Regions from separate parts of the Mus musculus genome. Here region 1 is linked to region 2. A link is a loop called in an ENCODE intact Hi-C map of the cell type or tissue named here. Cell type or tissue: left cerebral cortex. All regions are shown on one strand.

Evidence for each region. Peaks named below come from ENCODE experiments on the same cell type or tissue, not always from the same donor. Only the 100,000 strongest peaks of a DNase experiment are listed, where the experiment ranks them.
Region 1: a loop joins it to region 2, with 2.4 times the contacts of the local background. A loop is called at or near these places in 4 of 42 quality-filtered maps.

What each region holds. Positions count from the first base shown.
Region 1 is chr2:25,275,759-25,283,758 of GRCm38, forward strand. Anapc2 (anaphase promoting complex subunit 2) reads left to right here. Exons shown (of 13, transcript NM_175300.4): 5 at 558-677; 6 at 1,878-1,995; 7 at 2,566-2,747; 8 at 3,414-3,555; 9 at 4,369-4,444; 10 at 4,525-4,728. Among named protein-coding and RNA genes, the nearest start is that of Anapc2, 7.3 kb to the left of the region's middle. In left cerebral cortex, a CTCF peak has its summit at 3,576 (motif pointing right); a DNase peak (open chromatin) is centred at 3,574.
Region 2 is chr2:25,397,865-25,405,864 of GRCm38, forward strand. Entpd2 (ectonucleoside triphosphate diphosphohydrolase 2) reads left to right here. Exons shown (of 9, transcript NM_009849.2): 3 at 137-287; 4 at 427-586; 5 at 668-895; 6 at 1,418-1,672; 7 at 1,753-1,872; 8 at 2,700-2,834; 9 at 2,906-3,459. The coding sequence ends at 3,109. It overlaps Npdc1 (neural proliferation, differentiation and control 1), which reads left to right and starts at 5,186. Exons shown (of 9, transcript NM_008721.4): 1 at 5,186-5,501. The coding sequence starts at 5,390. In left cerebral cortex, CTCF peaks have their summits at 3,105 and 4,724 (motif pointing left); DNase peaks (open chromatin) are centred at 3,087, 4,771, 5,222, 6,316 and 1 more place; H3K4me3 peaks cover 2,921 bases; H3K27ac peaks cover 1,695 bases.

The DNA.
Region 1 (8,000 bases), 120 kb before region 2:
GATGGGTATCTGTGAGTTTAAGGCTGGCCTGGTCTACGGTTCGAGTTCCAGAATAGCCAGAGCTACACAGAGACACTCAGTGGTCTCAAAAAACTAGAAGGGGGGAAAAAGATTTGAAGGCATTTTTGATTAATTGCAATTGTTGTCATTTGACAACACTGTTTATTTCTATTTTCCCAAGAACTAGTACAGCTTGAGACAGTTGAGCTATCTACAACTGTAAACCATGGGAGGGATGACTGGTGTGAGTCAGGGCAGCTGTTGGAGCTTTAAGTGTTACTACACCTCACACATTAATGTTGCACTAATGATCCACAGTGGATTGAGAGAGTAGTTGGTTGGCCTAGCAAAGTGTTCCTTCAGTGAAGCAGTCATTCAGATCAAACGAGAAAGTCATCTATGGTCAGATTAGCCTCCAGTGACAGTTACTCTGACAGTAGAACATAGGTGGCTCTTGTCTGAGCCCTGCCAGGTTGTGTACCTTGTGCTGTGTATGTCCTTTCGTGCTTAGTACACCTTTCCACTTAACCTATCCCTGTTGTACGGTTCTCTCTCAGACTTTCCAGACTCCCGGCCAGCCATTGAAGACCTTAAGTACTGCTTGGAGAGGACAGATCAGAGGCAGCAACTTCTTGTGTCCCTCAAGGTGGCCCTAGAGACTCGACTCCTCCACCCAGGTATTGTGTGGCCACTGGCCTGCCGTTCAAATAGCCCTCAGGGCTCACATACAGTTCCTAGCCCTGGATTTGTCGGCCTGAGAAAGGAGCATGTTATTGAACAGTTTTGAAGTCTTGGGAAAGCCGGGCTAACTCTGAGCTTTTGGAGGAAGTCAGAGCATGATTTGGTCTGGGGAAGTTTGTGGTCTTTTTAAAATAGGCTGCTTCCTAAGGGCAAAGTTTATATATTACTACTTTTTATGTTTCTATATATGATAAAATCAACTTAAGGGCAGAAGGATATATTCTCTTGATCTCAGAGTATAGTCCATCATAATGGAAAAGGTATGTCGGTTGGTGACAGACAAGAAACCAAGTCTTCAGGAAATAACATACTTCTATTAGCTAAGCCCTGAATACTAAAGGCTCCTTTTTTTTTTTTTTTTTGAGACAGGGTCTCTTTATGTAGACCAGACTGGCCTTGAACTCAGAGATCTGCCTTTCTCTGCCTTCTAGTAGCTGGGATTAAAGGAGTACACCACCACACCTGGCATACTAAAGACTCTTGGGCCTTTAAAATAGCACTGCAAGTTGGGAATCAAGCATTCAAAACATAAGCCTGTGGGGCTGGAGAGATGCTCAGCAGTAAAGAGCACTGACTGCTCTTCCAGAGGTCCTGAGTTCAATTCCTAGCAACCACATGGTGGCTCATAACCATCTGTAACGGGATCTAATGTATGTGTGTGATGTTGTCTTCTGGTGTGTTTGAAGACAGGTGTACTGACATACATAAATAAATTTTAAAAAGAAAAAAAACCGAAGCATGTAGGGGGCATTCTAAATTCAAACTATAACAGACTGCTTCTATAAAATTCTAGAGACGGCCGGGTGTGGTAGCGCACGCCTTTAATCCCAGCACCCGGGAGGCAGAGGCAGGCGGATTTCTGAGTTCAAGGCCAACCTGGTCTACAGAGTTAGTTCCAGGACAGCCAGGGCTACACAGAGAAACCCTGTCTCGAAAAAAAAAATCTAGAGACTGTGTCTATACATGGACGGAGATAGGGTGAAGGCAAGAAGGTAACTCACTGTTATCTGCTTGAATGAGCACATGGTAACGTTTAGATCACCCAGCCATGTTGCCAAGCTGCCCATTCAGGAGGTGTTGGCATTCAGGAGGCTGCTGTCCAGGCCGTTGTGTGATATCTGGCTCTTACTCTCTAGGTGTCAACACATGTGACATCATCACTCTCTACATTTCTGCCATCAAGGCATTACGTGTGCTAGATCCCTCTATGGTCATCCTGGAAGTGGCTTGTGAGCCCATCCGTCGATACCTGAGGTGAGTGCCACTGGCACTTGGCTCTTTCTGCTGACCTCTGGTGTTTGCAGAATCAGAGCGACAGCCAACCTTGACATGCCATAGACATGAGGCTCTCTCTACCTGGGTAGGGCTGGATTGACTCAGGGTAGGGAGCCTTTTTCCTTTTGCTAGTGTTGGGTAGTTGTCCACTCTGTTGCACAGTGTCAAGCTGTGTGTATATGTATAAGAGAGAGAGAGAATGTGAAAGGTAGGGGCTGTTTCCCCTACCCCCACACAAAGAGAAGCTTATCTAGGGCCCAGCCTTGTTGACCAAACCTGACAATGTGAAGAGGCCTGGTCTCTGTAAAGCTTCAGCCTTAGGAACCTCTGTGACTGCTCTGGTAGAGTCCTTGGCAAAGCTGGTCATTAAGCCCTTCTCAGTATCTCAGACTCTGCTTTTTTCAGGGTAGTGCTGGGCTTTTTACGTTTATGAATCCAGATGGGCATGCATTTAGTACCTGCTAGCTGTACAGCCATATAGCATGGGCTGTAGCAGGTGTCATGATGCCCATGCACATTGTCAGGGACAGCAACATTCAATCCTGGCAGGACACGAGAGGACACCGTACGGCAGATTGTGGCTGGGCTAACCGGGGACTCAGATGGGACTGGGGACTTGGCTGTTGAGCTGTCTAAGACTGACCCTGCCTGCCTGGAGACCGGTCAGGACAGTGAGGATGATTCTGGAGAGCCCGAGGACTGGGTCCCTGACCCTGTGGATGCTGATCCAGGTCAGCTTACCTATCGGCTTCGCCTCTGCCTTTTCTTGGGCTTCTTTGGTGGTCAGTGGGTTCTGGTTATGTATGTTGTTACCCAACCCTGGTCATATCAGAAGCAGCCATTGCCTCAAACTTGGCGGGTCAGAGTTCAGAGGCCCTTGCTTAACACTAGCTGGTTTGTTATGTTCCTCACTGGCTACCTTAGCTGGCTATAGAAGGTACCTGAGAGACCAGATTCATGGGAAGTCTGCATATCCCACCCTGTCTGTGATTTGGTCCTGATTCTTATGTATTAAGGTGGCATATTCTGGCCAGGTCCCGTCTTTTGCTTGGCCATACTCTGCTGGGTTATCATAGGGTGTGGATTCTCTGTCCTGCTTAAGTTTTAGCATGAACACAGCATCTTCAACCTTTTACAGGAAAACCCAAGGCCCTTTGTTCTATTCCTTATGGCTGAGTAAGGATCCTTGTGAAATAGGAGGCACTGTTTATCAGAACAGTTGCCTTAGGAACCAACCCCCTAGCTCTGCTGGAGACATAGTATTCCCAGCTGTCTGGGACATTGAGAGCAAGCCCCTAAGGCTGTGCGAGACTGCTGTATCTAGCAGGTGAACTCTAAGGTGTCACTGTCCTTGTCAAAGTGCTAGTGATATACACTAGTTCCTCTACACTGTGCAGTGAAGTCGAGTTCCAAGCGACGTTCTTCAGACATCATCAGCCTGCTGGTCAGCATCTATGGCAGCAAAGACCTCTTTATCAATGAGTACCGCTCGCTACTTGCAGATCGCCTTCTCCACCAATTCAGCTTCAGCCCTGAGAGGTAAGACAAGGAGCTGACCTCCAGGGGGCGCTGAGACCTAAAGCCTTCATTCTGTATTTGGGGAAAAACAAATGACTAGTACTGCCCCTATTGGCCAAATGTTGTGGTAATAATTAATCTTAATTGGGAGTTTCTACCTCATCTTATATCATTCAGTTCCCAGATAAAAGACATACAACACACACACACACACACACACACACACACACACACAGAGTCTTTAAAACACTAGAGCTGGGCAGATGTCAACTCTCTAAGCTATTATGTCTACTTCCCTATTAATCATCGTGAGTTATAACTTGCCATGTTTTATCTGGGACATTCTTAACTACTATTGGCCAGCTCTCATGGCCATGTTTTTATGATTCATCTGGTATCTTCTCCCCACCTCCTCCTCTCTTCCCGCCTCATGGTCCTGCCTCAGACTCCGAGCCCAGGAACTGAAACCTTGTCTACCCCTCTTCTGCCCAGCTATAGGTCATAGGCATCTTGTATTCAATAGTTTTAAGTTAACAAGCAAGGCTACTTATCACCCGTGTTTGTGAGTATCTCCTCATCCCCGAGACAACACAACACAATACATACATACATACATACATACATACATACATACAATACGTAACAAAAGACCAAACCTCAAGCAGCCAAAACGACCACACTCTGACCTTAGTGTTGTGCTTCCTGCCTTCCCTTCAGCCCAGGGTATCCTGAGCGGGTGGGTTGTCTGGCCCAGCTGTCTGCTTAGGGTACTGGTTGAAATGGAGTCATAGTGCAGCCCCTCCCAGAAACAAGGACAAACTTTTGTCCTTCCAGGGAGATTCGTAATGTGGAGCTGTTGAAGCTGCGCTTTGGTGAAGCCCCCATGCACTTCTGTGAGGTCATGCTCAAGGTAAATACCCAGGACTGCCTCAGCAGTCGCGCCTACCACCACCAGTAGGCCCAGGCTCTTGATAAGGTATCCTTTCTTAGGACATGGCAGACTCCCGCCGCATCAATGCCAATATCCGAGAGGAGGATGAGAAGCGGCCTGTGGAAGAACAGCCACCATTTGGGGTCTATGCTGTCATATTGTCCAGTGAATTTTGGCCTCCCTTCAAAGATGAGAAGCTGGAGGTCCCTGAGGACATCAGGGCAGCCCTAGACGTTTACTGCAAGAAGTATGAGAAACTGAAGGTAACGCCAGTAGGCCAATGGTAGTATGTATCTCTGGTCATCCCATCAGACCCCACAATAGAATTAGCCCATGTGTTCCATGTCTGGGTAGCATAGCTGAGCCCTAATGTTGTAGAAGCTGGTATTCTGTGAGTGATAAGGCCAAGTTCAAGGATCCTTACTGAGCTTGTGGTCAATTATGGCATGGGAGGCCAGAATCTGACACACAGGTGGAGAGTCCCACTCTAGACCGTGTGTGTGTGTGTGTGTGTGTGTGTGTGTGTGTGTGTGTCCCAGTGGGTTCTCTGGACCAGGGATGCTGTGAGAAGGTTGTAGGATGCAGGCATCTAGGTGGCAGACTCTAACTGAAAAAGCATGTGGGACCCTGTTAGGGTCCAGCTAGGAGCACCTAGGTAAAAAGTACAGGCAGGAGTGCCACGGGAACATCTGCAGCATCTTGTTCCTGATGAGGAAAGTGTGAGTCTCATGTTCCTGTAATCAGGAAGGCCTTACTTGGCTTCAGGCTGAGGATCTGTGCCCCTAGATGAGTCCCTTTGAGTACTTGAGGGGTGACAAAGTAGGACCCAGATGGAAGGCCCTGACTAGGGAAGTAAAAGAAGGGCAGTGTTTTTGTCAGTAGCTGTGAGAACCTCACCGCCTGGTTTTGTTTCTGAAAGAGTCTAGGTATGGTCTTTGTGGCCCTATTGACACCAGGTGAAAGTCTGATTACTGGTCACCAGTATGTTCTATTTTGGTCCATGCCATGGCAGTGTGTCTACTGAGTACCACAGCCTGGTTGAGGACATCTGAGTGGCCAGTACTGTGTACTGAGTATCCTCTCCTGCTGTTGCTTTGACCTATTTTAGTATGAGGTACTCGTTGGCTTTGCTAAGTTTTTGCCCTGGGTCCCAGACATGGCTTAGTCACATCTTAGACAGAGTTTCTCTGTATAGCCCTGGCTGTCCTGGAGCTCACTCTGTAGACCAGGCTGGCCTCAAACTCAGAAATCTGCTTGCCTCTGCCTCCCAAGTGCTGGGATTAAAGATGTGTGCCACCACTGCCCAGAGGCTTAGTCACATCTTTCTTTCCTTTTCTTTTCTTTTCTTTTCTTTTCTTTTCTTTTCTTTTCTTTTCTTTTCTTTTCTTTTCTTTTCTTTTCCCTCTTCTTTTCTTTTCTTTTCTTTTCTTTTCTTTTCTTTTCTTTTTCCTTTCCTTTCCTTTCCTTTTCTTTTCTTTTCTTTTTTGAGACAGGGTTTCTTTGTGTAGCCCTGGCTGTCCTGGAACTCACTTTGTAGACCAGGCTGTCCTCGAACTCAGAAATCCACCTGCCTCTGCCTCCCAAGTGCTAAGATTAAAGGCGTGCCGCGGCTTAGTCACATCTTGTTGATCACATCCAAATAGTTAGGATGGCCATATGCTAGTGTCATTTATCTTAATTTTTGCTGATACTGGAATGGCTCTGGCAAACCCCTGTGCTAAGAGGTCAGGCCTGTGGCAACAATTCCACTATCTTTCATCAGCCAAGCTCCTAAAGGATCTGGCTGGGTCTGTGGGTGACCGACTGTGCAGCCTGTATATTGTAACCCTTTTGCAGGTCATGGCTTTAGAACCAGTGTTAGGGAAGCTAAACTGGCTGAAACTGGGGGAAGCCACTGGTACTGCCTCCTTTTCTATCTGTAAAGTGAGTTTACTGGTACACTTCTCCCTTAAGAGCTACAGGGGTCCTGGAGGGTCTCAGACCATCAGGTGGCCACTAGAGCAAAGGAATCAGTGTCCCGGGTGCCACCTCAATGAGACACTGCAAAGTACAGGGTTACCAGATTAGAAATGTATTACTGCATTGTATTGCCCCAGAATGCTCTAAGGGAAACGATCCTTCCTGCCTCTTGCAGTAGCCCTGGCAGATCTAAGTAAATGGCCTTTTTCTTTATTTTGTTTTTGTTTTTTTGAGACAGGGTTTCTCTGTGTAGCCCTGGCTGTCTTGGAACTCACTCTATAGACCAGGCTGACCTCCAACTCAGAAATCCGCCTGCCTCTGCCTCCTGAGTGCTGGGATTAAAGGCGTGCGCCACCACTGCCCAGGTGGTAAATGCATATCTTTATGTCCAAGTTTTCTCTATGTCTGTTTCCCTCTTCTTGGGATACTAGTTATATCAGATTAAGGACCCTGGAGATAGGACTTACAGTGTCACTAGAGTCAGTGTCCTGGGCTTTACTTACTATCTCTTTGAAGAGATACAGTTTGGCCCATGGCAGCCTGTGGTTCTAAAACTAATAGTCTTTACATGAGAAAATTAGCCAATATCTCCAAAATTAACCACTTCAGCATCAGTTCTTAAAAATCTCTTCTAATCTAGATGGGTGGTGCCTATCTATGATCCTAGCACTCAGGAGACTAAAGCAGAAGGGTGGTGGTTCATTATATAGCCTAGCTATATAGTGAGGACCCCCCCCAAAAAAAAAAAAACCGTATCCATCTGAAGTAGGTTTCGTCTCCACCTTGATGCTGTGAGGTTGTTTTGATCCAAAGCACATTGTTAAAACAAGCCCAGTTCAGAAGAGGGTGTTCCCAAAGGCAGCAAGAAGGATCATGAGCCTAAAGCAAATCTGAACCACGGAAAGCAGAGTTGACAGTGTGGCTCAGGCCTTGGTGGTGCCCTTGGCTTTCCTGGCAGCCCTGTGTGCACTCTCCTGTACCTCTGTCACTGCATTCAGACTGTCAGCATTGCTGCTGACATAACACCCAAAATCTTGGTGCTTTCCATGAAGTGTACAATATCCAATTTATCAAGTGACTGTGATCCTGAGCCAAGTGTGCTGGTGATGCCTGTCACCCCAGCCTTGGAGGCAGGCACAGCAGCAGCACTGCTAGTTTGAGGCTAGCGTGTTGTATATAACAAGTTTCAAGGCAATTCAGCTATAGAGGAAGGCTCTGTCTTTTATTTAAAAAATGAAGAAAAGAAAGTGAGGGAAGGGGTATGTTCCTGGATATGCTACGTGTTCCGGGTGGATCTACAAATCACACTCATGTCAGCAAACATCTAGCTACAGGCTGGTAGTTCTCTGCCAGCTCCCCCAGTGTCTAGTGTTTGCTCATCGTTTCTATCTGAGCTCTCAGCAGCAGGTCCTCTCAGTGCCCTCATCTCTACCAGCATTATTCTCTATAGTATGGGCAATAGCTCTTATCCTTCCTTGAGCCTTCACCAGCATCATCTGCATCTTCCATGTCGTGCCAGTTAACTGTAGCAACCTAAGGTTTAACCTTCATGTGCTTCCCCATTGTACAAACAACT
Region 2 (8,000 bases):
CAGGCGGCAGCATCAGAGACTCTGGGTGGCACCTGGACCCTTTGTCTCCAATTTGGGAAGGTGTGTCTAAATAGCTTCAATAGTGTATGCTGGAAACTGTCCACCAAGCCTGGGACCAACTCCTTGTTCTCTCTAGGTGGTGGCATCTCCAGCTACGCAAATGACCCTTCTAGGGCAGGCCAGAGTCTGGTTGAATGTCTTGAACAGGCACTTCGGGATGTGCCCAAAGACAGATATGCCAGCACTCCACTCTACCTGGGAGCTACAGCAGGCATGCGCCTACTCAAGTGAGTGCTTATACCCAGGGGCCTGCACAGCTCTTCAGCAGAGTAGAACTCTCCTCCCAGAGCAAGCTCTCAGGAGGGCAAGCCTGGCAGAGGGCACCTGGGATGAGCTCCATCAGAGTCCCCCTCCCCCATTCCACAGCCTGACCAGCCCAGAGGCCACAGCCAAGGTGCTGGAGGCAGTGACACAGACGCTCACACGGTACCCCTTTGACTTCCGTGGTGCCCGCATCCTCTCGGGACAGGATGAAGGGGTGTTTGGCTGGGTGACTGCCAACTACCTGCTGGAGAACTTCATCAAGGTGGGCCCTGCAGCCCAAAGAACCTGGGGTCCTGACAGCCTTGCTTGCTCACAGTCTTAATCCAACCTTTGTTCTCCACAGTATGGCTGGGTAGGCCGGTGGATACGGCCAAGGAAGGGAACTCTGGGGGCCATGGACCTTGGGGGTGCCTCAACACAGATCACCTTTGAGACAACCAGTCCATCTGAAGATCCAGATAATGAGGTCCATTTGCGGCTCTATGGCCAGCATTACCGTGTCTACACCCATAGCTTCCTCTGCTATGGCCGGGACCAGGTTCTCCAGAGGCTTCTGGCCAGTGCCCTCCAGGTGTGTCTACAAACTCAACCATGACACCATACTGGTGCCTTCTGGAGGAAGGGAGGGAGAAGGGACAAAAGGCAACAGGGCAGGGCCAAAAAGCAACTCATACTGAGCCCAGGAACCTTAAGAGTGGCCTCCTTTACCCATGGCTATACACATAGCAGTGAGGCCCACAGTGGGTTCCTGTCTCCATGATGATGTCTGCCTTTAGCCTCAAACAACATCTAGCTTCTTCAGCTAGGTGTGCCTCAGCTTGAGGACAGGCAGAGAGGAACTTGGTGGTATAAAGAGCTAGGAATGGGGGCCGAGAATTAGGAGAGCCAGGGAGTTATCTCAGAACCTTGAATACCTGGCCAAAAGGTTTGCTGTTTGTCCATCAGGTAATGGTTGCCATGGTTGCTCACAAACACAAAAATGATGTTGCCCAAGTTGGACTTACGAACAGTTCATCAGGCTGCCTCCCTGTGGTGGGGTGGAAGGCAGTGGCTAGAGTGGGGAACTCTATCTGTACTCTCACTAACTCCCCAGATCCATCGCTTCCACCCCTGCTGGCCAAAGGGCTACTCCACCCAAGTGCTGCTCCGGGAAGTCTACCAGTCTCCATGCACTATGGGTCAGCGTCCCCAGACCTTCAACAGCAGTGCCACTGTCAGCCTGTCAGGGACCAGCAACGCTGCCCTCTGTCGTGACCTCGTCTCTGGGCTCTTCAATATCTCCTCCTGTCCCTTTTCCCAATGCTCCTTCAATGGGGTTTTCCAGCCTCCCGTGGCTGGGAACTTCATAGTGAGTCCGGGTGGATGGATGTGGGGACGGGAGACCCTAAGCATGTGGTGACAGGGTGACTGCACACTCTTCTCCCACAGGCCTTTTCTGCTTTCTACTATACTGTAGACTTCCTGAAGACAGTGATGGGGCTGCCTGTGGGAACCCTGAAGCAGCTGGAGGATGCCACAGAGACCACCTGCAACCAGACCTGGGCTGAGGTGAGGCCTGTCCCCATATTCTCCACATCTGGGTAAGACACTTTCCCCTTCAATTTATCTCGCCATAGAGAGACTCAGTCATTTCAGATTGCTGACTACCTTAAGAAGTAGTCAGCTTAAGTGGGGAGCTTGGGGCTGAGTAAGCTAAATCTTCAGTGGTCTCCTCAGAGTTTGATCCTACAATCAAGGTATGGAACACGTAGAACAGGAATTGCAAAGTCTCTGTGACAACAGGACCTCAAAGCAGAAAGGGACAGAAAGGCAGGTGTCTAGGACAAAGCATGGGAACGAGTGTCCCACTAGTGGGAGAGGAAGACACAGGAGAGACTCAGCAGGGCTTGGGGTATTCCTGGAGAAATTGAAAATCGGGCCTGGACACGGACTGAACAGTAGTCCCAGAAAGAATAGAGAGGCCCTGATAGCTGGAGTGTGAGGTGGCCACCATGTCTCCTAGAGAAATAAGTCCCTCTAATCTAAGTCACCCAGGAAGGTCTCAAAAAAGTGGGGCCAGTTGGTCAGAGAGCAACACTTAAACCTGGACGCCTGTTCCTTTAATTATGATGCAAGAATGCTCCTATCCTCTATTTTCTGGTGGCCACCCTTGCTGTCCTCCTCATCCAGCTGTTGGGAGGGGAGAACACAGGCCTTCCAGCAGTCACGAGGTTTATCCCAGAGGAGTGTCTGCCTGGGAAGGGCGTTTTGAACTAGGTCTTTCTGTGTATTTCCTGCCTTTCTTGGCCTGAGCTGTAGTGGGAGGGGGATGCTGTACCCTGGGGGCCATAGCTTCTCGTGGTGTTGAAACTAACGGTGTCTCATTCTGTTCTTAGCTTCAGGCCCGAGTACCCGGACAGCAGACCCGCCTGCCTGACTACTGCGCTGTAGCCATGTTCATACATCAGCTATTGAGCCGCGGTTATCGCTTCGACGAGCGCTCTTTCCGTGGAGTGGTCTTCGAAAAGAAGGTGGGTAAATGGCGGGGTCAGGAGGATTCCTCGTGCGGTCTCTTTGAGGCTGATGCCACGCCCTCTCTTAGGCGGCAGACACGGCTGTCGGCTGGGCGCTGGGCTACATGCTGAATTTGACCAACCTGATTCCCGCTGACCTCCCGGGACTACGTAAGGGCACCCACTTCAGCTCCTGGGTTGCTCTCCTGCTGCTCTTCACAGTCCTGATCTTGGCGGCTTTGGTCCTGCTCTTGCGCCAGGTGCGCTCTGCCAAGTCCCCAGGCGCCCTCTAGGGGTGCGCTGGGAGCTTCTCCCAACTCCCGGCTATCTCTCTTCCCGAGGGCATCTCTGACCCTGAAGCAGCCTGGACGGTCCTTATCTACACTCACAGAAAGTCTACATGGGCAGCCCTGAGTGTTCTCAATTAATCCTCCGCTCTCTTCCTGGGATGTCAGGTCTCTTAGCCTGCGACTCAGGGTGAGGTCCATTCCGAGTGGAGCCTCTGTTCTGATTGATCTTCAGGGCCCTGGGTACTTTCTGTCTGGGCCTTTAGAAAGGCAAGCACCAGAGACTACAGGCTAGGAGTCAGCTCCATGCCTACTTGTAAAAAAATTTGTAATAAAAGATTTTTTCCTAGAGCAGTGAAGTGTCCATAGGGTGGGGCATCATTTGTTGCTCGTTTCTCCTGCCAGCTGTGTTGGCTATTCGGATAAAACCTGGTTCCAAGTCAGTACTTTTCTTGCTTCCTCCCTTTCTGTACCAGATCCGAGGTAATGGAGGCACTCCTACCTACACTGGTCTGGGGTTGTCCCTGAGTCTGAGTTTTCTCTGACTCAGAGAACCCTTGATGACATCCGTAGGAATTGAGGCTGCACTCCAAGTCCTCCCCCCCCCCAACTTATACTTGAAGTATCAGTAGACCTAAAGATCAGAGGCACTTGCATCCCACAGCCTAAGTTTCTGTAGGTGGAAAAGCGTGGCCCCGCTGGGCGTGGTGGCACACACCTTTAATCCCAGCACTCGGGAGGCAGAGGCAGGCAGATTTCTGAGTTCGAGGCCAGCCTGGTCTACAAAGTGAGTTCCAGGACAGCCAGTGCTATACAGAGGAACCCTGTCTCGGGAAAAAAAAAAAGCGTGGACTTCTCCCTTGCTTCTTTTATGGAAAATTAGCTCAGACTATTTCTGTTCAGTCAATGCCTCTTGAGGGCTGGGTTGGGATGGTAGCCGCTAGTGAGCGCATGCGCGCACGCACGCGCGCGCACAGAGAGAGAGAGAGAGAGAGAGAGAGAGAGAGAGAGAGAGAGAGAGAGAATCATTTGATAAATGTATAAACCTGCACTGACAGCCTCCTCTTTAAGTTTGTGAGCCTGAAGGACGGGAAGAAGTGGAGGGCTGAGGAACTCAACCTTGTTCTTTTCTCTGTGTGTGGTGTTTGTGTTTTTTGCATGTGACAAGGGTCTCTGTGTAACCTTGGCTGTTGTCCTGGAACTTACTTTGTAGACCTGGCTGGCCTTGAACTTACAGAGATCTGCTTGCTTCTGCCTCCGAGTGCACCACCATCGTCCAGGCCTGTTTTTCATTCTTAAGATAGGGTCTCATTATATATTCATGACTGTCCTGGAACTCGATATGTAGACTAGGCTGGTCTCAGCATCTTGAGAGATGGGATTAAAGGCAGGAACCACCACACTGATCTTCAACATTGCCTTCATGACTCAACCAGGGGGAGGTCTCTGGCGGGGGTGGAGTGTGCTCAAAGGGGACTGCACATGAATGGTGATCACCAGGCACCATGCATGTTCCATGTTGTGTGACTCAAGGGAGCTGAAAGCCATTACCTGGGATCATGACCACCTTGGACAGCTCCCAGACAACTGTCAACTACGTCAAGTTACTCTCGCCCCCTGGTGGTACCATTCGGGAGCGAGTCTGGCTTGATCTTGTGAGCCTCTTGTATGCTTTTCTTCCTGGTTTTAGAAAGCCCGGGCACGTCTCTGAGTACACCTGTATATCTCTATACACCTCTTTATCCTTTGTGGGATACATTTTGCAAACCTGCAACAGTCAGCCTAGTCTACATAGCCAGGATTTGTCCCTGGTGTTCCCCTAGTCTAAGGTCCTCCATTCTAACAGGGTGAGTGGTGAGGGTTTGGCAGTCGGACCACTAAGAAGAAGGCGTGCATCCTGGGACGCCCACCGTTAGTCAATTCCAAGTCAGATTCTTGGGTAATGAATGAGGAGGCATTCTGCTGTAGAGGCTAGAGGGCCCGAAGCACTCAGACGCCTGACAAAAGGGGACCCCCCAACAGGATGCAGAGGGAGGGGGCTCAGACTAGAGGAGATGTCCCGCCCCCGCAGGTGGAGCGCGCAGGCGCACTCCCGACACTTTTCTCTGGCCGCCGCGCCTCCATCCCATCCCGGATCCATTGCCGCAACGTCAGCGCCACCGCCTCCTCTTTTCCTCTTCCTCCTCCGCCCCTCTCGCTTCCCGGCTTCTCCAGTCGCAGTTCCCGGAGTGGGTACCGAGCCCGGGGCCGTGGGGTGCCATGCTGCCCGGGTAGCGGCGCTGAAGCATGGCGACGCCCGTCCCTCCGCCTTCCCCGCGGCACCTGCGGCTGCTACGGCTGCTGCTCTCCGGCCTCATCCTGGGAGCGGCCCTGAATGGTGCCACCGCCCGCCGCCCGGGTGAGCGAGCGCTCTGGGCGCAGGCTGTTGGGTGCTCCGGGGCTGGGATTGCGGGGCGGAGAATCCTGCCCCCGGCGCCGCCCTGGTTTTCCCTGCCACCGCCCCGGCCTTACCCAGGCCCACAGGCCAGGCAGGCCCGGTCCGCTGGGCATGGATTGGGTAAACAGGTCAGGCCCGTTGAAGGCCATGCTAGATGAATCTTCTCTCAGGTCCTTGGAGGCGAATGTAGATTTCACGCGCTTTGGGTCTTTGTCTCTGGGTCCCTGAATCAGTCTGGTGTGTGTCTTTGGGTCTGCAGCCATCTGGTTTCTGGTGGCCCATAAGTGGGATCCTGTGTCTTTGTTTGTGTGTCTCTGGGGCTTCCCGTTGGCAGGGTTGTTCTTGGGGTCTGTGGGCCTTGCATGTCAGCCCTGTCGTTCGTTCGTGTGTGTGTGTGTGTGTGTGTGTGTGTGTGTGTGTGTGTGTGTGTGTGTAGAGGGGTTCCCATGGAAGGTCTTAAGGGTTCCAGGTCTAGGGTCTTGTTCCAACTTAGTGGGGTCAAGCTGCCCCATCCCCTGCCCTGAAGGACATGCACCACTGTCCTCTGGTCTGAGGTCTGTGTAGTGACTGTTTAGAAGAGTGTGACTCCCTGACTGGGAGAACATTTTCTCTTTTTTTTCGAGATGGTTTCTCTGTATAGCCTGGCTGTCCTGATCTCACTCTGTAGACCAGGCTGGCCTCAATGCCTGCCTCTGCCTCCCAAGTGCTGGGATTAAAGGCATTCACCACTACTGCCTGGCTCTGGGAGAACATTCTTGACAGATGGGTCCTGAAGCCACAGGATCCAAATTGTATCTCCCCGAGGGGAGTGAAGTGGGAGAGGTTGCCCATATGTTCACTGAGTTCTTCTGGAACTATGTGTGGGAGCTGCTTTGAGCCCAGCTTACAGATGAGGAAGCTGAGGGCATGGAGAGGTGACTGGTACGTGGACTCTAACAAGATCGGTCTGGATATGGGACCTTAAGAGCTGGGCAAGCAACCCAGGAACTGGACTGAAGGTTGGCATGACTGGAAGAGACTCTTGAGGAGGGTGGAGTTCCAGACTGGGCCTTACCAGAGATGCCAAATAGCCTGCCTCCCTGGTGGACACCCTTCATGGATGGGACTAAGGCACAGTACTGAAGCCCTGGGCATGTGCTGGCCTCTGCCCACTGGCCTCTATAGCTGAATGCAGAGACTTGACATGGCCCATACTAAGCGTCCCCTTATCACACCTAGTGCCCAGGAAGGGCCGGTAGCCTAGCATGGTTAGAAAAGCAGATACTCTGCAGCTGCCATTGGTTCTGAGACCCAGGCTGGAGAGGGACTTTCTATCCAAGATAAAACAGTAGGTTGGTGGGCTAAGGAGGCCCTACAGCTCAAAGCCAGCATTGTGCTACACCTCTAGTATAGGTCTGACTAGCTTGTTAGCACCAGGGGCAGGGACTGTCTGCCTCCCTGGAGCCCAGCTGGTGGGTGGAGCCCGTGTAAGCCTCCTAGCACAGTGCTGTTTAACTCTCTCAAGTCCCAAGCTCAGGTTGCTGTTCCTGGAGGCTGCTGACAGTCTATGGTGGACAGAAGGTGCCTAGCCTGGGATTCAGTGTGCCACCAGAGCTTCTGGAACTTCTTAGCAGGAGACATAGAGTGTCAGATTACAAAGGAAAGTAGTGCAGTAGTGGCGCACGCCTTTAATCCCAGCACTCGGGAGGCAGAGGCAGGCGGATTTCTGAGTTCGAGGCCAGCCTGGTCTACAAAGTGAGTTCCGGGACAGCCAGGACTACACAGAGAAACCCTGTCTCGAAAAACCAAAAACCATATATAAAAAAAAAAAAAAAATGAAAACCCCCCAAAACCAAAAACAAAGGAAACTAAGGCAAAGTCTATAGGAGGCTATGGTTAACACATCCCATGGGGCCCACAGCATTGCCTGCAGTGTGCAGTGGAAGGAACTGGCTGGCCAGAGACACAGGAAGTTGATGGTCCTGCTGGGTATTTCCTTGGCCCTGCTGGCTTCCCAAGACAGAGACCAAAGTTCCAGGCTGGGATTATTCCTTACCTTTGAAGCAACTGAAGGTGTATATCCCATAGGAGAAACTGAGGCATAAAGCTCACTGCTCTGTGTAGCTGCATCACGATAGGACTGTTTGGCAGGTATAAGAGAACATTGTGCTCTGGGCCCCAAAAATGTGACTCAGAACTATGACCTAGACTGGCATCCCCAATACCGATCAGCCCAGGCCTTTCAGTGCCCTCATTGTATCTAAGCCAGTGGCATCTTAGGTCTCCCAGTGCCATGAAGACAAAGGCTAGGCAGAGACAGCCACTGTCTTCTGGACTGAGCATTTGTTCTGTGGACTACCAGACTAACTCTAGGGTTATAGGACTATGTGCTGGGGGTCTAGAGAGGAACACCAATGTTTAGGAGAATGTCTACGCAGCATCCTTTGCTTCTCCAGAACCAAAGAGAGAACAGAGCTCAGT